Regions from separate parts of the Homo sapiens genome. Here region 1 is linked to region 2. A link is an interaction called in ENCODE POLR2A ChIA-PET data of the cell type or tissue named here. Cell type or tissue: CD4-positive, alpha-beta T cell. All regions are shown on one strand.

Region 1 (2,500 bases), 210 kb after region 2:
GAGGGCAGATGCAGAGGCCTCTGGGAGGTCACCGTGACCCTCCCCTCTACCTCCCCGGTCCACTACCCCAAAAGCTTGGGCCCCAAGGAAGGGGGACATCGGGAATCAGGGGCGGAGAAACCCAGAAGGAGGGGTGGCCCCTGTCCAGGACACTGAAGATCCTTCCAGATGTTAAAATTAGCACAGAAGTTTCACCCCTGCCTTGTTATCCCCCAAAACGCTGACTAATAACTGAGGACTCAGGAGAGAGAGAAGAAAGATGAAGGTTCCTTCTTTCAGTGCCAGGGGACCCGGGACAGACTCTCCCTCTTCCCCTTCTCCTCGGAGAGCCCCAGGGAGGGAAAGTGTGGCTGTACCCCTGCAGGCAGAGCCTGGGGAGAGTCAGGGTTGGAAGCTGGAAGGAAAGTGGGCCAGACACATCTATAATGAGCCAGGGTTCCCGAGAGAAGCCAGGTCACAGATGGGTTCGGAAGAGGCGGTTTTGGGTGGGCGCTGGTGGGTGCTGAGCCCTGAGAGCTGCCGAGAGGGGAAACTGAGAAGGGGCTGGGCGAGGGCCAGGGAGTGGCAGGTGGCTGTGGTGCTTCGGGTTTCACCCGCCCCTGGCGCCGCTCAAGTCTAGTTCGTGAGACTGGACCAGTGAATGTGTGTGTGCACCAGGGTCCAGCACAGAGTAGGCCAGGACCGATGGTGATACCAGCAAAACAGAATCACATGGTGGCAGCCCGCGGTTCCTCCTGGTCTCCCACAGGCCAGATGCTGTGCCCAGCACCTCACAAGCGTGGCATCAATCCTGCAACCATGCGGTACCAACTCCTAGGGATGGTGGTACCTGGTGGGCACAGGTGAGAGCAGGCCCCTGATGAGCCCTGAGTTAACCCTTTCATTACAAGAGGGTCTCGGCCGGGCATGGTGGCTCGCACCTGTAATCCCAGCACTTTGTGAGGCCGAGGCGGGAGGATCACTTGAGGTCGGGAGTTCGAGACCAGCCTGGCCAACATGGTGAAACCCCATCTCTACTAAAAATACAAAAATTAGCCAGGCATGGTGGTGCGCGCCTGTAATCCCAGCTACTCGGGAGGCTGAGGCACGAGAATCACTTGAACTCGGGAGGCCTCCAGAGGTTGCAGTGAGCCGAGATCACGTTATTGCACTCCAGCCTGGGTGACAGAGCGAAACTCAGTCTCAAAAAACAAACCAAGAGGGTCTCAGGTGAGAGGCCAAGCCGTGTCAGGTGGGGCCGTTAGAGAAGCAGGGAAGTATTCCAATATTTGAACAACCAGCGAACCCTCTTGGTCCATGCAGCCTAAGTCTCAGCCCTGCCTGGAGGGTATGACTGCCCCTGTTTTACTGAAGGAGAAATGATTTGCCGTCAACCTCCAGAGCTCATCAAGGGTCTTCAGCACCGGGCACTGTTCAGGGCTTTGAGAGCCCGGCCGGAGAACAGTAAGGAGACAGCCCCTGTCCCCGTGGAACTGACCCCTCAAGGTCCTATTTCCAAGAGCAGTGTGAGCAATGAAGAAAATAAGAGGACAATTAGGGAGGAGAGAAGTTGGTGGGCGGTCAGGAGGACAGACTTGAGGTGATCAGGGGAGGCCTCCTGGAGGAGGTGTCTTTTGTGGCGAGGCCAAAATAAGGAGATAGCTCATTGCGTGCACAGGGGCAAGCACCTGGGGCAGAGGCCCCCAGATGGCAGCAAGCCGGGCCCGTTTGAGAGATGGGAGCCAGATAGGTGTGGCGTGGAGGAAGAAGAGAAGCAGAGTGGAAAAAGATGAGGATGCGGCCCCAGGTTTGGCTCAAACACAAAACCAAATCTTAACGCTTCCCACTGTCCCCTAAACCTTGCCCTAAGGCTTAACTCTAATCTCCCACTCAGGTGACTGTCCTGAGCAACTGGAACACTGATCCTCAGTTTTGATTCATGTTGTCAACATGGATTGGGGACTCTGATGTCCCAGAAATGGTATTAGGTAAGAGACAGGGACAGTGACCCTCCACAGTAATGAGTGCTCAAAGGTATTTTCACCATTTCAAAAAATAAAACCAAAAAACAAAAACAGACAAAAAAAAAATGGAAGTTGTACATTTCCTTCGGGATGGGATTTCAGAGGTTAAATTTCAAATTTCTTTGCTTCAGGCTGTAAAAAAAATTATCCACTCAGTGTGTTCACTGCCTGTCTCACCCCAATCAGAAGCTATGATCGGCAGTTTGGTATACCTTTGATAAATAAAATATGGGAAAATGAATGAACTTTTCACTTAATGTAGTTTGGTTTGCTCAGAAAAATCTCTCAAAGTGGGACTCATGGGGGACAATGGCTAAAGGAATCACAGCCACTCAGATGTTCCTGTTATTTAGTTCCACACAGTTGCACTGGACAACTCCCAGGCACCTTTCACCTGGGCTGTGATATAACAAGACTGCCACCCATGATAGGAAGCTATGGGAAGGTGGCTCGCACCACCATGGGTGCTAAGCTGCTTGGCCTTATGCCTTACCCCA
Region 2 (2,500 bases):
AGGACAGAGCCTGGCACATAGTGAATAATAAATAATGACCAAGGCAACATGGCAAAACCCCGTCTCCACCGGGCGTGGTGGCTCACACCTGTAATCCCAGCACTTTGGGAGGCCAAGGCGGGCGGACCACCTGAGGTCTGGAGTTCAAGACTGGCCTGACCAACATAGAGAAACCCCGTCCCTACTAAAAATACAAAAATTAGCCGGGCGTGGTGGCACATGCCTGTAATCCCAGCTACTCGGGAGGTTGAGGCAGGAGAATCGCTGGAACCCAGGAGGCAGAGGTTGCAGTGAGCCAAGATGGTGCCACTGCACTCCAGCCTGGGCAACAAGAGCAAAACTCCCTCTCAAAAAAAAAAAATCTCCACAAAATATTTAAAAATTAGTCAAGCATGGTGGCCCACGCCTGTGGTCCCGGCTACACGTGAGGCTGAGGCAGGAGGATCGCTTTCTCCGGGGAGTTCGAGGCTACAGTGAGCCATTACCGCGCCACTGCACTCCAGCTTGGGCGACAGAGTGAGTCCCTGTCTCAATAATAATAACAATAATAAAATAATAATAATAATAATAGTAAAGATCCACTTTGTGCACTCCTTGCTCTGGGGAATTTTTCTGAAACAGTGGACAGTGTCTCTATGATAACTCTCACCACCACCACCACCACCCCCGCTTTGTTTTCTCAGTCAGAGCACTCGATCTGGGCCCTTTCAACTCGCCCCTCATGCTTTCCGTCTGCAGCACCCCATCCAACTTCACCCAAAGCGCCCTTAAGTAGTTTCTGAGAGGCCGTGCCTGCAAATTCCCAATTGGCCACAAGGTGGAGGTGTGGGCCTGTTTTCCCAGCCGCCACCCGTTTCTAGAGCTGGACCCCTGGAACACCAGGCTCTTTCTAGCTTCCCTGCTTCCGCCCTAGCGGTTCCCACCGGCCTGGAATGCCGACTTGCTCGCTCTCTGCATCCCACGGGAAAAGGAGCAGAACAGAGGCTTCCTCCCTGACTCTCCTGCCCGAGCTTACTGGGACCTGAATCTCCCCGTGTTTAGTAGTTTAGCGGTTTGTGATCAGGTCGGCCTCCACCATCAGAGCAGCACACTCTCGAGATGGGGCTCAGGCCTGACTCTTTTCGGGGTCCCCAGAATCGCTCAACACAATTCTTCCAGAAGCCTCGGGATGCGATTAAAGGATTGCCAGATTTTTCGACCGGTCGTTTTGTCGAATCATTTAGTTCTGGGTAGCAAGAGGCTGAGGAGGGGAGAGTGACGTCACCTCCGCGGGTGGGGCAGCACCGCTCCCCGAACCCGGGGGCCTCGAGCTCCCCAGGGGTCTAGGAATCCGGAGGGAGAGAGGAGAAACAGGAGATGAGATCCGGGGGAATGGTATCCTTGCCCCCTTGAACAGGAACTGGTAAACCCTTACCAATTACGGCCAACCCCCACTGCCACCTGTCGCTGCCGTCGCAACCTGTCGCCTCCCACCCATGTTGTGGCTGCGCCCGCCCCCGTCAGGGCGTGACCACGGCGTGGATTACAACGACCGTGATGCTCCACGGCGCCGGGAGCTTTTGACGGAAGGTAGCGTAGGCGAGGGGCTTCATGGGACTCGTATTACAAAACCCCTCACCAGGGTGCGTCCTGGAGAAAAGGGGTGATACCCTTCGCCTCCCTCTTCCTCAACTCCATGGGTACAGGCACAAAGTTTTCTATTATTATTTTTGAGATGGAGTTTCGTTGTTGCCCAGGCTGGAGTGCAATGGTGCGGTCTTGGCTCACTGCAACCTCGGCCTCCCAAGTTCAAGCCATTCGCCTGCCTCAGCCTCCCGAGTAGCTGGGATTACAGGCATGCGCCACCACTCCCGGATAATTTTTTTTGTATTTTTAGTAGAGACGGGGTTTCACCATGTTGGCCAGGTTGGTCTCGAACTCCTGACCTCAGGTGATCCACCCGCCTCGACCTCCCAAAGTTCTGGGATTACGGGCGTGAGACACCGCGCCCGGTCACAAAGCTTTCTCGTTAAAAAGTACGCTCTGAAAAGAAGCAACCCAGGCAGGTTCGCTCAATGGAAATAGTGGATTTTTACTGGGTAGCAGGACCTCCGCGACCACCCGCTGCGCATGCGCTTCACTTGGGCGTCACCCGGGGAACTGCGCCTGCGCAGTCTCTCCCCATCCGAGGTCCGCTCCGCGAGTGCGAGCGCGCGCCAGGCCCACCCGGGCGCTGCTCTTCATGTCCCCGCGGTCGAAGACGGCCACATACGTCCCCAAGAAGACGTCACCGAGGATCCAGAAGGGCCCTGCAGGCGGAGGGACATCCAGGGCCTGGAAACCGGACAAGCAGAGGCGGACGCCATTTCGAGTAGTCTGCAAGGCAACAAGACGACAACTGGGTGTCGCGGCCACAAGGACGGCCATTTGCCTGGGAGCCCGTCCATCCCCCCCACCCTCGGGTTCTTTGATGTTCGCCAACAAACTGCCATCACAGGGAAAAGAAATGTTTCTGTGGCCC

Evidence for each region. Peaks named below come from ENCODE experiments on the same cell type or tissue, not always from the same donor. Only the 100,000 strongest peaks of a DNase experiment are listed, where the experiment ranks them.
Region 1: POLR2A ChIA-PET joins it to region 2 with 11 read pairs; 2 of 35 experiments call an interaction of 5 or more read pairs at or near these places.

The regions. Positions count from the first base shown.
Region 1 is chr19:50,569,596-50,572,095 of GRCh38, forward strand. No RefSeq gene overlaps it. Among named protein-coding and RNA genes, the nearest start is that of LRRC4B, 2.4 kb to the left of the region's middle. In CD4-positive, alpha-beta T cell, no CTCF peak of the experiment used is centred here; no DNase peak of the experiment used is centred here.
Region 2 is chr19:50,356,426-50,358,925 of GRCh38, forward strand. NAPSA (napsin A aspartic peptidase) reads right to left here. Exons shown (of 9, transcript NM_004851.3): 9 at 2,052-2,355. The coding sequence ends at 2,128. All of the region lies in intron 3 of LOC105372437 (a long non-coding RNA gene), which reads left to right. Among named protein-coding and RNA genes, the nearest start is that of NAPSA, 8.0 kb to the right of the region's middle. In CD4-positive, alpha-beta T cell, CTCF peaks have their summits at 840 (motif pointing right) and 1,041; DNase peaks (open chromatin) are centred at 826, 1,496 and 2,146; H3K4me3 peaks cover 1,793 bases; H3K27ac peaks cover 1,733 bases.